2 separate regions of the Homo sapiens genome follow, and region 2 is linked to region 1. Evidence: read pairs that join two places in POLR2A ChIA-PET (ENCODE). Cell type or tissue: A673. All regions are shown on one strand. Links, peaks and the distances in the headings refer to the core of each region. The heading gives the core; the rest is flanking DNA.

The links. Peaks named below come from ENCODE experiments on the same cell type or tissue, not always from the same donor. Only the 100,000 strongest peaks of a DNase experiment are listed, where the experiment ranks them.
Region 2: POLR2A ChIA-PET joins it to region 1 with 15 read pairs; 4 of 35 experiments call an interaction of 5 or more read pairs at or near these places.

What each region holds. Positions count from the first base shown.
Region 1 is chr7:97,007,798-97,019,920 of GRCh38, reverse strand. DLX6 (distal-less homeobox 6) reads right to left here. Exons shown (of 3, transcript NM_005222.4): 2 at 12,090-12,123; 3 at 8,881-10,125. The coding sequence ends at 9,874. It overlaps DLX6-AS1 (DLX6 antisense RNA 1), which reads left to right and starts at 5,856. Exons shown (of 3, transcript NR_015448.1): 1 at 5,856-5,996. In A673, for the core only: no CTCF peak of the experiment used is centred there; DNase peaks (open chromatin) are centred at 7,490 and 8,200; H3K4me3 peaks cover 1,211 bases; H3K27ac peaks cover 2,931 bases; H3K27me3 peaks cover 3,097 bases.
Region 2 is chr7:96,084,097-96,096,219 of GRCh38, reverse strand. All of the region lies in intron 16 of DYNC1I1 (dynein cytoplasmic 1 intermediate chain 1), which reads right to left. Among named protein-coding and RNA genes, the nearest start is that of MIR591, 130 kb to the left of the region's middle. In A673, for the core only: no CTCF peak of the experiment used is centred there; no DNase peak of the experiment used is centred there.

The sequences.
Region 1 (12,123 bases), core at 5,399-10,398:
CACACCTATTACATTTTTTAAAAATCTAAAATGTTTGGAGCATGGCAAATGATAGAACCTTGGACTCTTTGGAGTATGATTATAAATGTATCGGCTCTTTTCGAGAGATGAAAACATTGCAGATATTGTGAAGAGGGAACTTCAGGGTTGGGGAAAGGAAGGAATGAAAGCATTGTGGCGCCGTGTTGATTTCATTTTGTGTGAGATAATACTCTTAATATTTCCCTTCCCGCCTTCCTTTTTTCAGGAAGGAGCTTCCTCTGTTTTGCTTTTACATAAAACAGTGGCAAACAGGTTCTAAATGATGCAAAATAGAATCTGTTTACTAGGATTTCTCCTTTGGGAAGCCTTCTTTGGGACAGAGAGGAAGGACTTGCTGCAGCTGTGCCCTGTGTCCCTTCCTTCTTCTTGCACTCCTGCATGTAGATACCAACAGCATGACCAGAGCTATGCACTGCACCTAAAGACCCAGGCCTGAATTGTAGGTGTCTTTCTGTCTGGCCGTCCTTCAGTGGGCCAGACTCTCTTTCCTTAGGATACGAAGGAAAATGTTGGGTTGGAAATTACAAGATGCATGTGAAATATTTTACAGCTAGGAAGTCAGCAGCAATAAATGTGACAAAAGAGCCTTCTTAAAGTGGGGGTAGATTAGAGCATAAAAAATTATATCCTGTCACTGAGGATTTCTCAGAAGGCTCTTCCAGGGTTGGGAGACTAGACCTGAAAAGGCACGCTATGTGCCTTGAGGGGAATTTACCTTACCTACATGTTTCTCTCTCTGTCTCGTCTCTCTCTCCTCTCTCTCTCTCTTTCTCTCTCATTTTCTCTGTCTCTCTGCCTGCCTCCTCCTCCTCTTCTCTCCCTACCTCCCTTCCACCTCCTTTATTTTTTTCGTTCTCTTCTCCTTTACTTTTTTTCTAGAAGAGTTACCAGGCCCGCCAGTGTGGAACAGCTTGCTTCTTGGAGGAATCAGTATTTTGACCGCTCTTTAGACATATCCCGCAGCCTGGCTCCGAGGCAGAACTACGCCCGGCAGCCTGGCCTGTGCACCCCTCCTCCGGCACCCCCAGCGGCCGCGACTCAATATTTCCGTCTCCCCAGTCCGCTCCAGCCGTACTTTCTCGGAAGGAGCACTGGGTGCGGGGAAGAGGGGGCAATAGGAAGGTTTGCGGGGGGCGGGGGGGGGGGCGGGAAGCCAAAGGGTGCCCCATTTTGTTTTCTGCGCTCACAGAGAATAGGGGGATTGGGGAAGAGATGAAGATATCCACTTCCTGCTTTTCTTTCTTTGCTTGTAAGGATTTCGGGAGTTTCCATTACACCGAGAGCTAGCGCTTTATTTCTGGCGACTCCGACTGGGAGAAACCCGCGCCCGCGGTGTGCCAGCGCCTGGCTTTCCCCTGCGCGGACGCCTCTCCCTGCCAAGGGGTGCGTGTTTGGGAAGGTTGGGGGTGAGGGCGCACCCACTGCACACCTCCAATATTTCTCACCTACTGGCTGCCTGTGAGTGGCAAGAATGTGCTTGGAACATACTGTTTTCCTTTGTGCACACAAAGAGGGCAGATATTTTTCCAGCTGTCCCTATCAACTCCCCAGCCCCATTACTGGTGGAAAAGAAGGGGGATCCCTTCCTCATCCCTATTCACCGGGCGCGGCCGAGCTGAGGGAAGGGAGGGTTCGGATTCTTCTAGAGAAAGAGGGAAGCTCTTTCTAAATGACCACTCCTCCACCCTAGCTTTGAGGCTGCTTGTCGTTAAGATCACTAAAGCCTCATTGCGAGGTGGCCCAGACCAACGCCGCGCGGACACAGACTTGGTTTCAGGATTCCTTCCCTTGTGCCAACCTCACTTCTTCCACTCGCAAAGGCCTTTTCTCTCGTGCGGTTTTTATTTTTTAGCTTGGTCTGGGAGCCGTGGACAAAAATATTCTGGTAAACCAGTCTGCAGCGGGCTTTCCCTGGCCCCATGGGGATTCTCTCAGGGGAATTTAACTCCCTGCCGTCCCGAGCCCAAGGATGTAAAAATAACAGATCTTCAGCAAAGTCTAAAAATATCTATGTGATGTTTCTCTCCCTTGCCCTCCCTTCCACCTTCTCTTCCTCTCCATTGTTTTTCCTACGTCGAATATAAACGTGCTCCACTCCCCAGCATATTCCCGGACCAGCCGGCCCCACTCTTGACATCGCACTGGGTGACCCCTCTGCCTGCCCCTTCCGGTTTCCACTTGCCTAGCTCTCAGTATAGTGCTCCCAAGACGAATCAAGTCCTTTCTAAGATTAATGTTCTTTTCAGTGGGCGTCTTCATACTCCCCACCCCTTACTTACAACACCTCACCCCCACCTTCAGAGCTCCTCACAAACCCCAGGAAGGCTGGGGCATGCGGTCAGGGCCAGCGCGATTCTTCGGTGCCCAGACCACCTCCTGGGCCATCCTGTAAGAGATCAGATAAATTGGCCTTTGTTTGAGGCTCGGGTTGAGCTAGGCGGATTTCTGCCCCTTTTCCCCCCTTTTTCCTGGCGGCCACCTCCTTGTGGGACAAGGGGCGGCCTGGGGATCCGAGAGAAGCCGCATTCCTGTGGGTGCCAGGCGGCTCCAGTGCTGAGCCACAGGGCCTGAGACACACACACAGAGGAACCCGCAGACCTCGCTGCCCTTGATCTCGCTCGCTCGCTCTCCCTCCCGTCTGGGCACCCACCCGGGAGCCTGTCCACTCACACTCGGATCCACCCAGGGCACGGCCTCAGGCCCGAGAGCGTTGATCCGCACAAAGACACAAACGCACACAACCCCCTCCGGTGACACAGGCCAGGCCAGGATCTCCCCGCCCATGTCAATCTCCTCTCTCCCGCCCCTTATCCCACAATCCCAGACGCGTCGGCTGGCCTCCTCTGGTTCCTTTGATCCCACCGGACGCCCCACGGCTCGCGGCGTCCTGGCCGCGCCGTCCTGGGAGTCACCCACAGCGCGCCAAAGCCAGGCTGCGCTCACCTCCTCCCAGCGCACCCTATAGCTCACTCCAGCCTTGACACCGCTCAGTCTCCTGAGCTCTCCAGCCGGAAGAGCCTGGGATGCCTGCTGGAACACTGCCCCCACATCCTCCTTCTTAGCGCTTCCTTGTATTCTGGGAGAGGGACCTTTAGGCTACCCAACCGCCCCTCCTCTCCGCCCCATCCCTGCAACCCCTTGGATCGCGCGCCTCCCAATGGTCACTGGGATCTTGCCAACCTAGAGCTCTCTAGCCCTCCCGGAGGCACACCCAGAGGGCAGACGCCCTCGGGCACCTCTGGGAAGCTCGCCACGCCGGCGGATCCGCCTGCGGTCACCCAGCTCCTCCACCCTTAAGCACCCCCTCCCACAGTAGCCGGTGGAGGCTCCCGCCGCTCCAGAGCTTGGGGAGGGGGCGCTGCGGCTTGCTCTCGGCCTCGGCTCGCGCTCCCAGGTTGCCCGCGGTCTTTGCACACAGTGCTTGGTTTTTTTCAACCTCAGCCCAGTCGCAGCGAACTCTGGGCCTTAAAAATAGCCCAAATAGCGGTGGCACATGTGGGATTGGTTAAATATTTTCTACGCAGCCCTGTCTCTTCCCCCCCGCGCCAACCCCCAGCGTTTTCTGTTGCATCTGACAGGCTTTAGATTCCTCAGGGCAGAAAGTATACATTGTATCTATTGCGTGTGTGTGTGTGTGTGTGTGTGTGTGTGTGTTTGGGGTGGGGAGCCTTTCCTTTCAATCATCCAAGGCTGCCGGCTGTAATGTAATAACCTGTTTTATAGGTCGGGCTCTAACCGTGAAGATAGGAACTGAGGGAATTTACATGAACCTCTCTTTAAAGCAGATGAGAGTCCTGCTTTGCATCAATTAAATGTTCCTGCTCTTTTGTTCACTTGGACTTCTTATTTACTTCTGATTTATGGGATCCGAAGGAGTCTCTTTGCCAAAAGCACATGTATTATTGAGTCTGTTCCACATCCTAAACCAAGATTTATATAAAACCGTGAAATACCACACATTACGACCTTTCACCACAGGAAGGGAAAAAAATGGCTTTATAACATCATTCTACACACATACCCTCCCTCTCTCCTAGCTTCGGTAAGGATTCTCTGTGGGATCTTCACCATGCAGTCTAGTGTTTTTTTTTTTTTTAAGAAGTGGGTGAGGGTGAAGGGTGGTAAACAGTTCCCAAGCTATGATTTATTTTAAAGGCTTTTTTTTTCTCTCGCTAACCAAGAAGACAGAAACCTGCCAATGGAAGCTTATTGTTATCCAGGACTATTTCTGCCACTTGCCATTTGCAAGGTCAGGGAAGAGGGGCGGAGGAAGAGCAGGATATGGACTCAACTTTCATCTATAAACAGGGGTCACTAAACAGGGGACATTTCATTATTGCCCTTAAATTCACAAGAGCTAGGAAACCTGCTTGCCATCCTGCAGGGTGGCCCTGGTTGGGCAGCTCCCGGGTCTGTGAAGTGGTGGGAGGAGGGAGAGTCGACACACATTGGCCCAGAGGCTAGAAAAGATGCCTAGGAAATTCTCTGTATTCATGGTGGGAAAATTGAGCTCCTGGGGATAAATGGGCTTTAGGTATCTTTGACTAGGAGGTCCCCACCAGGAACCAGAACTAGACTCCAGAACCCTCCACCAGGGCAGGGTTCATCCTCCTGGAAGAAACAGCTTGAACCCCTAGAGCTCTTTGACTCTGGGACCAGCATAGTCCCCCAGCCTGTCTCCAGCCTCTCTTGCTCTAACTCTCCCTCTCTTGCTCTAACTCCCTCCTTCTTTGGTCCTCCTATATTTTAATAAGATTGACCTTGCTCATTTTAGCACATTGGTGACAGGTAGCAAAAGCAGCAGCTGGACTGGTTTATATGGGGGGGGGGGAATGTTAATTAATAAAAGTTAATGATAGGATTAAAACCAATAGCCAGCCAAGCCAACTGGAGAAGACAGCTTCCCAGCCGGCTATATTTAATTAGCAGCAATTAATACGTTTTCTGCTAATATCCTTTAGGATTCTATGACTTAGTTCCTGCTGAAAGAGAATGAAGACAGAGGGCAGAAACACAAGTGCCCAAGGGCATTTTGCTTGGATAACAAGAGAGACAGCAAATTCATTTAAGAAAATGTTCATAAACAAGTGACAGGCACACTCTCAGGCGATTTTGTGGAAACAATGGTGAAACTGACAAATGTTCTTTGCTTTGGGGGAGGGACACATTTTTAAAACAGGAAAATGTTTCTGGAGAGAGAAGGGGGAAAAAAAGACAGGGGGTTGGAAAAAAGAAAGAAAAAGAAAAATTATTTTAGACTCCAGACAAGCAGCAGATGCAGCAGCCCTTGCAAACACATCAGCCCTGCACTATTGAAGATTTGGACATGAAATGCTTCAGACCACTGATTTGCTATTTTCTTAATTCTCGCTCTTCTTTTTCCATATGAATCAAACAGTCTTTTGTCCTTCAGGGTTTGATTTGATCGCTACTGTTCACATTTCACTTTTGTATTTTCCTCTTCCTATACCATTACTCATTGAGTGCCCTGTGAAATTACAATCGTACATTTTCAGCTCAGCAACCCATTTGCAGTGCAAAAATAGGGTCTAAATAATGGCTGAATTAGCCCTACTGGACAGTTTCAGATGTAACACTCTGTAATAATTATATTGCAGGCTGGATTAGGATGCTATTATCATAATCTGGACGTTTACAATTATCTGTAATTTGCAAAGATGCGCCAGGTCTTGATTACAGCAGTTTTTTTTTTTTTTTTTTTTTTTTTTGTACCACGCTAACCATCACTAAACAGTGACAGTAATAACAGCTAATTTTGCTGGCAATATAAGAGGTGCTGGGGTGTGCAAACAATTTCACACCTGGATGTGCTCACTCAACCAAGAATATAGAGAAAGAGCTTCTGCCCTGAGACTCAGAAAAATATTCTCCTGTGCTTTGGTTCAGTATAGATTTCTAAACCCTGATCATTGCTTAAGAGATATTCACTGAGGGTAAGTTTTTATTTCTTGCATACTTCAAGGAACAGTTCTTATTTCTCTTCTCACACTTTCCAAGATACATGTTGCCGTTGTAATTTATCATGGGCTACAACTTTGCTTTATAGATTTCTCTATGCTGACCTTTTATCCCCTCTAACAGTAAAAAGGGTTGTTGTTCTGTTGAGTGAAAGGATTCGAGTGAGAATGGGATCCTTAAGTATTCGATTTGTCTTTCTTGTTTTCTATGTTGTTGATGTATTTGGTGCAGCTTGTGACTGGAGCCTGCGAAAAGTACCATGTTTCTATAAGGTGTGGAGAGACTCTGCTGGAGATTCCAAGCTAAAATCTATTTGAAAATTATTATTCACAGCTAATCCTAGGTAAATCCAGAGAGGTCTTTACACGTGGCCATGATTTTAGATTTTGAGGCGACAAGATATCAAACGGAGCTCGCGACGGGGCTCCTTTAGAACCACAGGTATGCGGACATTTGCAAAGGCAGGTGTAGTCTGATGAATCTCTGGACGGTGAAGCCCCTTCGACATCTTTCCTCCACTTGGGGGAAGGTTTCCGGAATAACTGGCCTCTGAACCCCTTCAAGGCTGCTTTTCAGGGTCTTTGCCTCAAGCTGGTGTGTTGGGGCGGGGGGGAGGGGGAGGCTATGCGGATCTTGGAGTTACTGCCCTCCGAGAACAAACGCTGCGACCTTGGGGTTGGAGGGGCATGATTGGCTGAGACGCAGAACCAAGCTAGGGAGCTAGAAAACCCAGATTTAGGGACGCACCAAGGAAGTCTCCAGCAAGAAGCGGTGCTGTTCTATCTATAGATGACTCTGTTTCCTGACCGTGTAGACATTGTAAGCAACTAGAGATGTTAAGTGCCTGAGAAATCTTTGGTTTTCCATTCCAGTGCAAAAAGGCCTTTCTCCGGCGGCAGAAACCTTTTGACTAAGTTGTGTCAAAAGATAATGAGATGTTTATTGGTGCCAAAGAGAAATCGTTCTCTTCATCCCCTCCCTCCTCTACCCCACCCCCAGCTATTGTTCTCTCTCTCCCCCACTTTATCTCTTTTTAAATAGGAAATACGGTCAGAACTAGGCTCCACAGCTCGAACTCTGCAACCTCTGGAGAAGTCCGAACGTGGGGAGGCGTCGTAGGCACCACCACTGGGCGATGCCTTTCGCCCACGCCCCTCCTACCAATCCCTCCCTCGGGAATCCGCTTACCATAGGGTCAATACATTCTAAAGAGTAAAAATATTAACCCTTAAGGTTCAGAGGATCCAGAGAAAGCCCAGTTCCAAGGGCAGTCTGGGGTGGGGGGGACTACTTGGCAGAATTTCTTGTTTAATTAAACTCCTGTTAAGAGATAAAGAGATAGATACAAATGCATCATGACAACACCTCGAATATGTCAACATGCATTTGCCGGGTTTCAGAATGTTATGCACTCACAGTGGTTTGGCATGCATCTGGTGAATTTTTTTTAACGAAAAATTAGTGTTGGTTTCGATGTATGGTAGCATTCTCCCTAACGTAATTTGAATAATTCAGCAAAGCCCCACTACCAGCTGTACTTCTGCAGCCTCTTCCATTCTTTTCAGCATTATAATTTTGGTTAATTTTCAATTTTAGGTCCTACGTCTCTGCAATTTGTGTATGAATAACAGAATAATTTCCCTCTTTTGTTTCGCCTTTCCTGTTCCTGAATCTAAATAAAGATGGCTTTTTAGTATTAAAAGTGGAAGAAAATTACAGGTAATTATCTTTGACGGTAAAAACGCTGTAATCAGCGGGCTACATGAAAAATTACTCTAATTATGGCTGCATTTAAGAGAATGGAAAAAAACCTTCTTGTGGATAAAAACCTTAAATTGTCCCCAATGTCTGCTTCAAATTGGATGGCACTGCAGCTGGAGGCTTTGTTCAGAATTGATCCTGGGGAGCTACGAACCCAAAGTTTCACAGTAGGAAGGGGGAAAAAAGAAAAGAAAACATTTTTCCTAATGTAACAATGCGAATGCTAGAAAATGACAAGACTGATCGGTTTTAAACCATTCTGAAGACTGACTGAGCGTGGAAGTTGCTCAACAAAAAAAGGAACGGGTATATTGGTAAGTAGTCTTTGCTTTGTGTCTAATTATAGTGACTGTCCTTTTGCACGACTGTATGTCGCTGTCATTATATGGAGCACTCTGAGTATCTCTATTGACTTCTGATAAATGGCTCAGTGGTTTCAAGGTTCATAATTTGAAGGATGCCCAGGTCTGTAGCCATTAATTCTCGCAGTATGGGGCTTCCTGCTTGTATGACGAAAGGACTTTTCATTTTCATTATTTCTGTGCTTTCCCCAAGATCGGAAGGATGTATTTCATCCAGCATAGTGCATTTTCCTACCTAGCTAGCTGGCAATGGGTTTTAAACATTAAGTAGGCATAATTGTGCACTCTACTCTCTATTTTTTTCTTTCCTATATTTTAAAAAACTGCATCCAAACAAAGACAAATATGGCTGTATTATTTTGGCTGGGAAAAGGGAAAGGAGAATACTCAGTTTCAGCACTAGAAACTACTGTGATGTCTAGAAGTTAACTTGAGGATAGGTCATTCTAATGTTTAAAACATAGGTAAATGTGTAGAAATTACAATAAAAACGTAATATGTAAAGAAAGTTGAAAGAACATCCATGGTTAATGTTAAACTACCTAAGACAAAGGCTAGTGTGCAAACTGACATCTTTGCAGGCACTTGATGTTCATATATATACATATGACTTCCCATATTAGGAAATAGGAATTTTTTTAAGGGTGATAGAAAATTTAATGGGGGGAAGGGAAGTGAGGGAGGAGGGAGGAAAGAGAGGGACAGAGACACACAGAGAGAGAAATATACAAGACACTCAGCGTTTTGTGGCTTTTACTCCATATATGAAAGAAGACAAAAACATACAAAGTATATGTACAACTAAAATTCAACAATATATACAGAAATGTTTCTTGATATAAACGTCCCTATTAGCTTTGTGAATGCCACCAATTCACCTAGTAAAGGTGTCAAAGCAATAGAATGGTGATTTTGATTGTTTCCTCCGTCTTTCCTGATTCCAGTTCAGGGTTTGGGGGGGTGGGGTGGGGAAAGAGTGGTTTTTGTTTTGTTTTTTTTTAATCAACCATCATTCCTGGTCATTGCATTTTGATAAAACATGCAGCATTCCCTTTGTAGCAATGTTCTAATCTTACAGCCACTTTTTCCTTTTTCTTTAGAGAAGGGCTGTTATGTGAGGAATTTTCTTTTTCTCGTCAGTCTGGGAATGGTAAATAAAAATGCAGGAGTCCAAAATGCTTCTCTTTCACCATGTAATGTCTTAAACTCATTAAACAAGTAAAAACGCTGCCAAGTTTGTGCAGATTCTTCTGGTTGGGGGAAAATCTGTTTTTAAAAAAAGTCATTTTGATGGATACTCCCAAAGAGAAGAGACTCAGAGCCTGGATCCCAAGGGGTAAGAGAAAATATCCTTACAGTAAGGGGTTTCAGGAGTGCTGGCATAGAAACCAGTTTCTCTCTCACACATGCTCTTTCTCTCTCTCTGAGATGCAAGATCAATTACTGACGTTGCTCAAGAGAGAAGGTAAATGAGAAAAAAGGTGAAAGGCAAAAAGAAAAGAAAGGTAGAAAGGAAAAGGAAAGAAAGAAGGAATGGAGGAAAGGAAGAAGTAAAAAGAAAGGAGAGGGAGAGAGAGAGAGAGGGAGAGAGAATGAGCCTAGTCGGCTTCTTGCCACACTTATGAGCTCTCCTAAGCCTGCTCCTTTGGCTCCTTTTCGCAGATACAAGCAGGTCCCGGATCCTCTTTTCCTTGTTCAGACGTTTCCCTAGGGTGTTCCCTTGGGCAACTCACATCATCTGTGGTCTCTGCATCGTGTCCTGGTGTGGAGAGGAGTACCAGTGAGAATAGCCAGGCATGTAGCTGTTGGGGGGCATACTGACACCCTTGGCCGAGGCAGAAACGTCCCAGACTGGAGGCAGCGCTGGCGAGCGTGGCGACAGGGCCGCCGAGCCCTGGAGGGGGTCGCTCTCATGAGGATTACTGCCCTGCTTCAGCAGTTTCTTAAACTTAGAGCGTTTGTTCTGAAACCATATCTTCACCTGCAAGAAATGCAGCAATCATTAGGCCCATAAACATCAAACCAGTGCCTCTAACGTCACTCAGGGATTTAGAAGCAATATTAAAAAAGCAAAAAAACAAAAAACAAAAAACAACCACCGCCAACGCCTACAAGCCAAGTCCCCGCCTCCTTCCACCTCTTTCTAGCCTCTTACAGTCCCACTTCCTACAACATACTAGGTATCTTGCCTGGATACCTAAAGTTATTGTAATTCTAGAATTGCGTGCTAGCGTAGGTTTAAAACAACAGTATAAATAAGAAAAAGCTGAATGAGATGACCAGGTCCAAAGCCTAAAGGATTTTTAAAAGCAGCCCTTTCAAATCAAAGCCATTCAATTGAATGCACCTCCTCTGAAAGTCTTGTCATTTTACATAAAATTTAGTAATGTAAATTTAGTCTATGTAAAATAACTATTTTACACAGTCATTTTCTCCGTGTACATGCATAGAGATACCCAAAAGCTGTTATCTCTATAAAGGTACAAGGAGCAAATGACTGAAGGAATTAAAGCCTGTACATTTATAACTAAATGCCTTGAATATATCTATGCATATATTGCATATGCCATAGATTATACATGAAGCATCTTTCTCCAGACATAAATATATCCCCATAACCTTGCAGGGATTAAGGACTGCAGCTCCTTCATTCCCTATTTTGTATGTTGCCTAGTCAAACTGTGGTCAAGGATCATCACATGATTGTTAGTATAGTAATTAAAAGTCAAAGGGCTTCTGAAAATTAAACGTGAATCGGGAATCTGGGATGGGAGCATATCTAGGCCAACATTTCAGATCTACTTTATTTGAAGAAGGAAATTTTATGGTGCAGCTTCCTTTACCTTTAAAATTCCCTAGCCATAAGAATCTACTTTTTCAAGACGCATACAAGTCACTGAATAGCCGGAATCCCTTCATATCAAACCCCAAATATTATGAATAGCAATATGGAAAGAGAAAACAGGCTAAATTGAAAAAGAGCTTAAGGAACAACTGTCTTAAGTCAACACACAATCAGTCTGCAGCAACAGTCTCATAAAACCTGAGGTCCCCTTGCTGAAGATTACCTACATCAGATGAGGCCTACTTACTCCATGTAGGTAAATTAATCAACAAAAACTGCAGGTGATTGCAGCCTGGCTTTTTGACCAGGGTCCTAATATACTCACCTAAGCTCCTTCTTGTGAAATCTGAAATGCCTTCTATGGCTTTCAAATTAGTAGGATGGGAGAACTTCAGTAACTGTACTTAACTGTGGCTTCACCTGTTACAATTTTGGTAACATTTCTCTTTGATCTCCAACTCTGCCACTGCACCCAAGTCCTGTGCTCCAGGGAGGCAGCTCAGACCACATCAGTCTGTCACCCAGATGACTTAACCACCGTGCTTAGGGAAATCTTCAGAAAAACCCACCTTGACACTCCTAGGATAAATAGATTGCACTTTGGAGCCTTTACTAAACCTCATTGGAACCTATGCCTACTTTGTTTTTTCTTAGTTCATTTCACAAGTTTTCTTTCTGTGTCAATGGGTTGAAAACCTTATTAGTTCCCAGGGCCTACAAAAGGATCCTTAAAAAAGTTGAACCTTATTCTGCCTCCTGGCTTGTACACCTTTTTCTCCTAAATGTTTGTTCTCTTTCATGTTGTTCTGCTCTGGAATAACACTCAATTGAATTATGAGTTTGGTCACAAAAGGATTCTAGGCTGGGGTGGGGTCGCCGAGGGTTGGGAGGATGTGCAAATCCAATCCAGTATTCAATACCAGGTCATTCATTCCAAACTGTGTTGTCCCAGGAAAGTGCATAACTGGAGCAAAAGGCATTTGTCATTAAGCTCCTTCCATCCTTGGTTGACTAGGCCAACAATTCCTCCTGATGTGCTCCCTGCCCGATCTGCAAGCGGTACCAGCATTTCAGGGATACTTGGGCTTCTCGGGAATTACCTGTGTTTGTGTCAGTCCTAAGGAAGCTGCCAGT
Region 2 (12,123 bases), core at 4,617-9,616, 920 kb after region 1:
ACAAGGATAATATTCTCAAATACTATCTGTCCAAGAAAACTTATTGGAAAGTGGCAACTTCATTGTGCAAAGTATATCCTTAAATTAGTGTTCTGGTATTAAGGCTAAATGTTTCAAGAATATAATTCTGGAAATGATATAGAGGCAAGGAAAGTAAGTTCTCTGACTTATTTTGCGAAGTGCAGTACCAATAAGAATTCTTACTTAGTCACATGAATGAGTTTCTGAATGGTTAAATGCTACTATAATTATTGAAATGAATCCAAATTTCTTTGTAGGCAATAACACAAGTTCACAATAGTCTTGAATGATTCTGATACCCTTTTGCTCAGTCTGTTTTCCCTACTTTGGACTCTTTTCCTATATTCCACGATTCTTCATTTTTTTTCTTCAATTTTAGAAAATACTCCACCTGGAAAATGAGGCCCCCAAAATGTACAATACAAACAAGCTCACGAAAACCATAACCAACTAAGGGTTGGTATCACATTTATGTAAAAGAATAGGACCACTATTTCTTTTCCTTCTTCCAACCGCTGAGCAAGCCTTTCCAAAAATAACCATGAAACAAAAGCCCAAGAAGAGACAAAAGCCTAATCATGGTAACACATTTATAACTTTTTCCCATATAAAGTAAGAATCAAGCTAAAGCTAAAATGCCCCATAACTTCATATAACTTTAAATATTGGAGAAAAAAATAGGTCTCAATAATACACAGTACCTTGCTCATAAAGAGCTGAGTTTGGTTCCCAAACATAAAGCTATATTATTAGTTAAAATCGTACAAATTTAAGTTAATACATGATGACCTATGCAATATGTTATTGATAGCCATGTGTAGAAACTATAGACTATTAACAATAAAATAGGTAAATGTATTTACATAGTTTCATGTAGTAGTCATGGCAAGACTGTTCAGAAACGGCCCTAGTAAAGATTATGGAACATTAAGGTTTGAATAAATGTCTACACACAGTTTAGAACAGAAGTGAGTCTCATTTACACTATATAAAATTACACATCTCAAAAATTACATAACTTCATAAAAATGAGTTTTATCAAATTTAAATGTTTCTGTTAAACACACAAAACATAAGCCAGCGAGTGAACTACATGTGACTTTCTTCATGGAGGTGGGAGTAATAGTGCTGTAATACTAACACATGCCCTTAGAAATATAGATTCACCCTCATAAAAGTGTCACAGTAATCTAACACATCTTGTCCTCTTTTTGATCTGCTGAAGTTTCATTTAGACTGGCAAAATGTTTGAAGTTTGTTTTTTAGGGATATTTGTTTTGCCAAGTCTTTTCCTTTTCATGGTATCTTAATTTTCACAGAAATATTTATTTTCTTGCTTCACAAAAATTCTAGAGTAGAACATGATGAAAACACAATTCCTCCTAGAAACTTGAAATCAATTTATCTACCTCATCCTACTATCCTTTTCATCTTGTTGACTGTAAAAATAACCCAAGGTGATTGTAATGTTAGATTTAGAAGGTGAACTGCAGACTGCCCCATTTTTAGAATTAAATATCACCATCAGGAAGTACTTTAAGTATCATCTTAGCTTGAAAGTGTGAATGTGTATTCACAGGCTGTTTCTACACCCAAAGTAATAATTTTTGGCATTAGAATTACTTGTAGGTAAGACCAAACAGGTGTCCTAACAAACAAGAGGGCCAGGGCCACTCTTTTCACTTTGCTGTTTCCATGACTGTAAATGGCATCTGTTTGGACAGAACTGCCCTTCTTACCCTTGGCAGTTCCTGGCTCTTCTCACGTGGTAGTCTCTGATTAGAAATGGCTAGAAAGTAGGCTCAAGAACATAAATGCATTTATGATTTTCTCTAGGAGATTTTTTAATCCAACACTATCTTAATCATTAAATAGGAAAAATCTTTGTTCATGTTTCTTACAGAACAGACTGCTCTCATGTCCTACCTTGCATATAAATGTATTCAATACTCATTCAATCAGCATTGATTGAGTGCCATTTATATGTCAGGCACTGTGTTTGAATTAAAGATACAGTAGTGAATCATTTTGGAATATGAAGACTATGAAATACAGACAAAAATTAATTATGTTTTTTGTAGGTCAAACTGTGTGAATACTGGCATTAAAAAAACTTCACTGACATTAAAAAGTGAATAGCCTAAAATTTACCTTCCTTCAGTGACAACTGTAACATTTCCTGATATCTGTTGTGTGTCAAGCAAGTAACAGGGAGGCAAATGGCATGTTAATAACATTGCTTCAGCATCTCTTCAAGTTTCTATTAAGGCATAAAGGCTAAATCTAGAGTATCACTATGGATTTTTTCTCTGAGAATAATAGCTTAGAATAATTTCCAAACAATTTATGTTTGTGATAGGAAAAAAGATCATAAGTTATTTTGACCAATTAAAAATGTATAGTTCAATTAAGGGAACACCATTAAAAAAAAAAACTTCAAAAATTTCCCAGCATTGTTCTAAGTCAATGTGGATCTGGAAACATTTTCTGCCTCCAGATTCATCTCTGATGAAGTCTGCATCATAGGTTAGGGATGACTCAGATATTCCAACTGCTTCATCGACTGAGTTCACCAACAGCCAGTCCATCTCCTGATTCAATGACTGTTTTCTAATTTTTTGCTAAACATATAAAGCATTTTCATGCCAAAAGTACTTGAGGCTCAGATTCCTGAGATAATAAAATCTTAACTCTAAAAGAGATCACCTTTTATAGATATGATACAATCCCATTTTTACAGCCAATGAAACTAAGGGCAAAGGTAGTTACTGAGGTAGCAATTTGGACATAAGAAAGAGGTAAAATGAACCTCAGATTTGGACAGGAGACTCAAGTCCTGTTCTTATCTTGGTTGCTGGCAACGGTCAGGCACTTACCCTCTCACTGCCTCAATTGTAAAATAAGGATGATGATATCTGACCCATTCATCAACAGAGATGTGGAGAGCATGAGAAAGGTAATCAAAGTAAAGAAAGTACTATGAGTTCATCATGGATTGTCATGCATTCTTTTTCTTTAAATTGTCAGTCAAATTGAACAGCTCCCCAAAATGATACGTTTTGTGGCATGCATACCAATTTTACAGTATTTTTCTGTTTTTTAAAAAAATTTCCTTGGGAATTAATTCTGATTGTTATGTGAGGATGTTAAGAAGCAGGGCGTAGACCTTTCTTTAACAGGTAGGAGAGGACAGTATAGGGAGCTAAATGATTTGCTAAAGACCACATAACCTTCACCTGTTAGTGTGGGGCAATCAAGACTCACCCCTTTGAGAAATGCCAGCATTCCATGACAGAAGGGCAGGCAGGTAATGTGTTTTGAATCACCTGCTCAAAGATTGTAAAGATTGTTTTAAATCTTCTAAGATTCTTGGAAGACAAAAAGTCTACAAGCAAAAGCAAAAGTGCAAAAGTTGTGGAAAAATTCATGAAAATGTATCATTTTAGCCTCCCAGAGCCCCACCACCCAGGCTACCCCACTACTTCTCGGACCATGTCAGGGATCAGTCCCCTCCTCTCTGCCTGAGTGGACTGGAGGCTGCCTCTGAACCCGGTCCCACCTCACCCCTGAAAAACTTATCAGTCTAACCCTTGCTCGCCTTGCCTGGGTGTCCTGTATACCTAAAGGGAGGCACAGACTGTGGAGTAATAACATTTGAGAATGGAGCCAGGGTTGACTTTTTTTCTGCTTCACCAGCCAGATCCTGGTTTCTTTCCCAGATTTGCCATTAACTTGCTGTGTGTCTTTAGGGAATGCATGGTTTTAACACTTCTGATCTTTACTTCCTCATTTGTGTGAAACAAATTGTAAGATCCATCTTCTAGGACTGTATATTAAATAAAACAAAAAAATGTAATAAGCTTAACACAGTGCTTGTACACTATAAACCCTGAATACATGATGTTGTTTTTCCTTCTTAATGTTTATTCCTTTCTTCCAATTTTTTTATTTTCTTTCTTCCTTGCATATTCTCTTTCTTCTTTTCACCTATTTAGAGCTGTACTTTTTTTTTTAGAAGTATACCTTATATTTTATCACATTTTATGTCTGAAATACCCACACAAATAATTTCCTAAGTAGTCAGGCTTTTAATAATAGCTAACTTTCATGAACGGGGGACAGGGAAAGAGTTCTTTCAAATCACAAGAAAAATTCTTTCAGAGTTGCTACTTTCCATTGTTGGTTTAAAAATCAAGTTTAAAATATAAGTATTTATTGTAACTATACACATCCACACACATATGTAGACATGCACATACATATTTTTTATTTTTCACATGTGACTAATACATCCTAATCCAGCTCTTTCCTTGTGGCACTTTCCACAGTGGGATTCTTCATTTTTACCTAAAGTTGTAAGGATTTGTAACTGCTGTACATGCTGTTAAAAAAATCAAATGACTTTTTATAACCAGGGTTAAACATGCAAATATCATTCATGTGTTCCTTTTTATAATCACATGGCTAATAACTATTTTGAATAGTTCTCAGTCAAACCTTCCTCATTTTTTAGTAATTGCAGCTATAATAATTTTAAATAGCTGCATTATCTGCAGTAACTTTCACCATCCCAGTGCAATATTTTTCATAGTAAAAATATCTGTCTCAGGTATTGCTTACTTTAGTTTTCTTTTTTTAAAATCTTGCATAATTAAGACGTTAGAAAAGCGCTCTGATTTCAGTTGGTTTCTCAGATACATGAAGTATGGCCAAGACATTAAGTGAGTAGGACTCTAGGTTTCAAGATAAATATTCCATGGATGTGTGGCTCATCAGCCTCTTTGTAATTTTTCAATTAGATGAAGTAATTTTAAAAAGTGTGTGAGACTATCATGTTAACCATTGATTTCCAAGAGATACACGACAATTCATCTCTGTATTAATCTAAAAATTAAAGTTTTCTGTTAAAAAGATATCTTACAGATTTCCTTTCACTTTAATACACATTATTTTTTAATGCATTTACAGAAAATGTGGAAATGTACATCGGTTTCCACAGAACGACTGCTAACCCCCTCTAAGCTCTAAAAGCCTTTTAAAAAGGACAATTATTAATGGCACCCAAATTCAGGAGATTGTTGACTTACTGGTATACAAATACATGTCTGTGTTCAGAGGAAGCCTGTATTTTTTAGGACAATTCCCTTTACCACACACACAGATGGGAGCAAAGTGGGAGGTAATATGCAATGAAACAGCCACTGAACGACCAAGCATACCCGCTTCACATAAATACAGCCCCACTGTATTTAACTCCCGGGAGAGTCTAGCATCGCAGCTAACAATGGATGAAACCACGGACCAGAATTCCAAGTTAGAATGCAATATACAGAGGGTGTAAATATACTACAGTGTTCTACCACAAAAAGATATATGGTATGTAACTTATTTAGAGCAGTTTCAAAGAAGTCGACAAAGTAGGAGTTACATTAGTCTCTGTACAGCACAGTCTGCTATTACCAGTCAATAGGTACAAATTTCTGTAAAATTAAGCAACATTCTTACCTATGGTGGTCAGATGGTATTTGATTGTTTTTTAATTTCTTTTCATCTGGAAATCCCATCTAAGGGAACCCTCATCCACCCATGAAGCTTCAGACCTCTCTGCCAAAGGTCTCTTCCCTTGTATCTTTAAAGGAGTGGTTTATTTTTACTATTTTTACCACGTTTTTTTTTTACAGTAACACTTTTTAAAAAATCCATTACCACCTAATTAAGGAAAGAAATAAAAGTAGGACATAAAAGTCAAGTAAATAGTAACAAATATGGGTCTCTATCAATTTCAATAAGCCAGCGAATATAGAAGGAAATATATATCCTTCTCCTTAAACACTATCTTAAGAAAGTAACATGTAAAATATTTTTCATGTTAAAATTTAGCATTATAGGAAGCATGACAACATTCTGAAGGTTTTACCTGTGGAAGAAAAACAACAACAAAACAACAACAACAACAACAACAAATATCCGAAGAAAGAGTTAATTCACAAAGACCTAAAGATGAATAGTCTTCTTCACATTTGTATTAAAATCTTATCATCCTTCTTTCCTCAGAAATCTTTTCGCCTTATTTTTTTCCCTACTATTTGGAACAATCTATTTCTCTGCCCAAAAGATGGAGAAAATGCTAAAAACGCTGGTTGATGGGCAATAATGAAAAATAAACTTTCTAAACATGAATAACTTGTTTTCCATAACACAAAAGATCAAGAAAATGGTAGGAAAAAGCAAAAGCATGTGCTACACAAGCTCAACTGTCATATTAGCTACTAAACACATATCCCTTCTTTTCTTGATATTATTAACTATAGGTTTTCTAATAAATTCTTAGCAACCACTGCGTCTAAGCAGTTTTGACAAAAAGAAGGCTTATTGCTAAACACCTTAAAAACATTTACCAAGGTAATAAAAGAAATGTCATTCCCTCCTACTGAATGTTTGGGCACAAAAGAGGTATTTTTATAACGCAGTTCATGATTTACCATATCTATAGTGTCCAAAAAAAGCACAATGAAAAGGAAGCATTTTTCCAGTGGTTTGACAACTGTTTGAATCAACGGTTATGCTTTTATTACACTAGTGGCCAACTGCTCACTTTTAAAAGCACAGGAGGGGAGGGAAACTGGGAAAGAGATTGGGGGGAAGGGTAAGTACTCTTTTCTAAAGATATTTTCTAAATATCCTTTTCTGTGCAACTACAGTTAAGTAATTTTTTTCCTGTGCATCAATCTGTAGCCAACTTGGAGGCTACATCCTGAATGCTCTAAACAATTAAGCTTTCCCTTAATTTTTCCTCAAATTTTCACATGTGAATCATTCATTCACCCATCAAATATTTATTGTGTGCCTATTTTGTGCCAGGCACTTTGCTAGACTGGGTTATTGTGTTTTAATAGACAATTGTCAAATAACCACTTTTTGTACAATTCTGTGGATGTGGTCTTCCAAAGGTTAAAAAAGAAGCTGAGGAATGTGATAATCAAGGGAGGGCTGACAATCTGAATTTTTTTTTTTAAGTCACAAGGGTAACTTTTTTTTTTTTTAAATCATACTAGAAGGTGTTCACTTTCTTATTTATTTATTCACTTTGAAAATATTAGTTTATGTTCACTTTCTATCTAAGGGACCTTAATGCTGAGACCAATACAAATAAAAAATTTAATCTGAATTGAGAAACTATTGGTTGACTATTAGGAGAAAGAGCTTAGAAATGGGCCACTGATTTATCTACTAGGTTAAAAGTATGAAATTGCTTTTACAATGTTAGCAGTTTGGATATTTCTTAAATGATAAGTAACTCATGCTTTAAAATTTAAAAGATGTTCTGATAGCTGACATTCTCAAAAATTCATGTAAGCTTTCCTTGAAAGTGAAATATAATGATTCATTCACTTCCTCGCTTTTCAAGTCCGACCTACGTGGTGTATAAATATTTACACAGGAAACATGAATAAGCAGATATTTGATTATGTATTATATTTTAGATATGCCAACAGTAGCACACATACACATGTAAGAAACAACTCCATTCTGTACAGGCCCGGGTTAATCTCGATTCACAGATGATTGGAGAGACTTCACATTTAGCTTTTAAAGCTGTGATTTGAGGCTACTGCTCTAAGCAGCAATTTTTCAAGATAAAATTTAGCAATTTTGAAATTATAGAACTAAACACAATTTTGTCAGCCATAAAAAAATTAACACTATAATTAACAACTGCTTCATAATCCAAACTGCCATTGAAGATGACAGTTTGAAACCACAGAAGAATCATGAAGATGATTAGTTATACAAACTGGTTCTTCTTTCAGAAGGTTTATATTCATAGATCATTTATCACCAAAATGAGAATATATGAACTTCATTGAATTTTGAAATTACTATACACACATTAATTTGCTGTTTATAATATTAGATATTAGGGCTTTCTTTTCATTGAATCAACTACTCCATAATACATGAAGTCATAAGTATTTCTTTTCAATTCAGAAAAAACATTTGCTTGAGAAGATATTAATCCTATAAGTCCATTTTCATATACTAATGCTACCTGAATAAGCACACTATTTATATAATAATTAGTTTAATCATGGTCTTTTACATATATAATTATCAAAGTGAAAGCCACAGCTATTACACGTACTATAAGATGAATACTTACAACATTAATTGGAATTAATTGCGCCTTTTCTTTTTTAAATTAAGCACTTTTCCCAGAAGAAATAAAGTTAATACCAAAATTACAATCATAGATTTTACCCAAAATATTTAATTTCAAATACATATAATTTGTTATGACAAATGAATTAATATATTATTTCAAAGTGGCTTATTTTACATAATTATATTTATTAGCATCTCAAATCTGCCCATGCAAATATATCTTGGTGCCCCTTGACTTAATAGCACAGCATTGGGGCTGTAACACTAAAAATTCAAGTAAAAACTGAAAAATCCAGTTGAAAAGCTTGATGCTTTGTTCTTATGCCATCAACTGCTATCTAGATGTTATCGACAGAACCAGGTATTTGGATTTTCACATTTTATCTGGATGTTTGGTATCACTGGAAGAATTTACGCCTAAGTCTTTTCTTTTTCAAGGAGAGAAAATCAAAGGAAGTATTTGGTATCAGCTAAAGAAAATAATATTGTTTATCCACCTAAGAATAAGCCAGTACTTGCAAAGGCCTTCAAGAATCTAGGAAATTAATGGCCACACTCATTTAATGAGAAACACCAGTGATTCAGATGATCATACCTGGATCTTGCTAAGCTGAGACCAACTGTGCTCTTCTGGAGGCTGCAAAAACCGAGCCATGCAATCAGGTTTGCCTTGCTCAGGGGACAAAGGCCTTCATAAAGCACGGTTATTAAAACTGGCTGATTGCAAATGCAGTTCTTTTTATTAAGGGACTCTTGTTTGAATTAACCTCCCAAATCTAAGTTTAACTTTTCAATTTTGTGTTTCGTATGCCCACTTCCTCAAGGAGGAGAATTATTTATATTCAAGGCACAGGCTGCTTATGGAGAATTGATGTAGGCCCTGTATTACTGGAAAACATGAAGGAGTTCCACAAAGTACACTATTATTGCCTAAGTGTGATTCCCCTTAAAAATCATCATTGTATTGTATTTATTTTGTGTTACTCAAACCCTTTTTAGCTCCCAGTACTTCCAGTTTATCACATGCCACTACATCAAACTACTGTTGAAAGCATAAAAAAATGGCCCATTGAATCTCTTTTTTTTATTCTTATTCTTGCTGGCTATGAAACTATTTGAGGCACTTGTTAACAGTTCTTACATGTAACACCTTGACCATCATTCTAAAATATATTGTGTAGGCCATTCTTCCTGTTGGCGTTACAAATAAACTTTTCTCTCTTGATTTTTCGTTTTGGCTTTAAAATATATTCAAATGGACATTTAAAATCATGTTTTACTTTTTTGGCAGTGTTACATTTGATCTCTCATGTTAACCCACATCTTTCTTTTCCAAGAATTTTTCAAAGCCCATATATCCAATGTCAAATGTATTATACTTATTGAAATTTGTAATGAAATGAATACTATTCTTTTGGCCCCCAAATAGTCGTATCAAACAAGCTATTTGAAATGCTATCAAAGTTCAGAGTTCAAATTTAAAGATTTATGCATATTTTCTTAGGTAACTAGTGAATAGGATACCAAATCAATAAAGCTAGGATAAGATTTGTCCGTCTCTCAAACCATGGTTTTTAAGTTTCCATTTTATTCTTCAAATCCTACTTTGAGCTGAAAATGATTCTGTAATTTTATCATTTGACTACTGTAAAATATAATCAGGGATTTGAAACCTGTGTGAATTTATCACAACTGAAAACAAAATCTTCCCTGGAAGAGGTTAATGGAAAAAGAAATAATAGGAGGTGGAAGATAAACTGCTTCTTTCAAAACTGGAGCTGCAAACAGCATTCTAACTAATTCAGATAAGCAGCAAACATAGTTGTTAGGGGATATTTATGACAGCTGCATCTGTGTGACAGCACTGAAGCCTTAACAATGGCGGTGGGCTTTCTATAAAACACATCTGCAAGAAAGACAGGTAGATAGGCTGGCTATCAATCATCAGGACACGTGAATAATTCTATACATACTGGCCTATGTGCTGTTGAAGTCAGCTCTATATGCATAGAAAAGCTTGCTCTTCAGTAATGGAGACATGGCAATGAGTCGTTTTTATTTTTAATTCTTTAAAATGTGTGTTCATACATCATTTGAAAAAAAATCCAACAATAGCTCTGTTTTCAGGTATATTAATAGTTAATTTTTGACTTATTATCCTACCCATGTTTCATTTAATTGAATGGAATCCTTCCTACAATCCAAAACAAACAAATTGCAAGCCATAGTTTGGAGATTTCTCAAAACTTATTCAGAAGCTAGGCTCATTTTTAATTTTGAATCTCAGAAAATTTAAATGGTGCATGCAACCACTGTCTATGTAAGTAACTTTTGAAGGCACAAATAGAGTAAAAATTATAGCCAAATAATAAAAAGGGGTCTTCTCTGTCTTTTGTCAGATTCAGATTCGCATAACTTCCATTTATGCTAATGGGAGTTCAGCACCTGCTCTGCAAAGAAAATAGACCCCTATCTGTGAAAATAAATGTGTACAGTGTATTTTCCAGATATAATGCTGAAATCAAACAACCAAAAATGTGTGCTATATAAACACAGCATCATGTGACCTACCTGAAAACATTGCTGTTTTATATTTTACCTCTTGAGTCATAGGCTGTGGGATATTACTCATGTCTTTGTCATTTAAATGTAACAAAAAGAAAAAAAAAAGGGAGATGGACAAACTCAGTCTGGTGATTTCAGTGAGCTCATACACAATCCTGTGTTTACCCCTTCAGAAGTTCATAATAAATTGCACCACTAAATCTGGATTCAAGCCACTGTGCTCTCTGCTATCATCTTAAAAGTCATAGAGGATAATTGTACATAATAAGAGAAAGGCATGGTCATGGGGGTACTGAGCTGGGGCTCCCTGCAGCAGCTGCAGCCTCAGCTGGGACAGGAGATGAGGCAGATGACTGTCAGTGACTGGTAACACCAGAGTCCCTTTCTGCAATGCCCTAATCAGGGAGTGCCAGGGCTCACAGGAAGGCAAGACTACCTGGGCTTGAATGGAGATGTTTCCATCAGTGCTCACAGCAGTCTCTCTTCAGGGAGTTCTCAACAATGGTGTGGACAGAGAAAGCCTGTCCCGCTCCACTCCAACTGGGGTAGGCATCTCAGAGATCTTTCCCCAAATTATATTATTAATATATTTTCAGGCAAAATTATGATGTGATCAAAAGAGGGTTGTGGGAGGTGAATTGGGATCTCCAGTACGGCTTTAGCTCTATATGTACCTTGACGTTTATAATGTAGAGTCGTGGCCCTTCTCATTAAACATTTTTAAGTAGTTTTAAGAAACAGGTAATGAGGCAGGGTGCAGTGGCTCAAATCTGTAATCTCAGTACTTTGGGAGGCCGAGGCGAGTGGATCACCTGAGGTCAGGAGTTCGAGACCAGCCTGGCCAACATGGCGAAATCCTGTCTCTACTAAAAATACAAAAATTTGCTGGGTGTTGTGGCATGCGCCTGTAATCCCAGATACTTAGGAGGCTAAGGCAGGAGAATTGCTTGAACCCGGGAGGCAGAAGTGTGCCATTGCACTCCAGCCTGGGCAAGAGCAAAACTCCGTCTCAAAAAAAAAAAAAAAAAGAAAAGAAAAAAAAAGAGAAACAGGTAATGAGAAGATTGTAGTGTGTCCATCCATTTAACTACATTTCTACAGATTTCTCTTTCTTCCTAATGATCTAGGTTAAGGCCTATTTTTTTTTTTTTCTGATTTGCCTCATGAGTGGCATTAAGAGTAACACTCTAGTTGACAGGACCGGCTAATTTGCAGGGTTCAGTGAAAAATGAAAATGTGGCGTTCCTTCCTGACAAATTTTTAACAATTTTAAGACAATGACCCAAGCTCAGGGCTCCCCTAAGCACGGTGCCCTATGCAATTGCACAGGTCCTATACTCTTCAAGACAGCCTCACTTGTGGAACAAGGTCTTG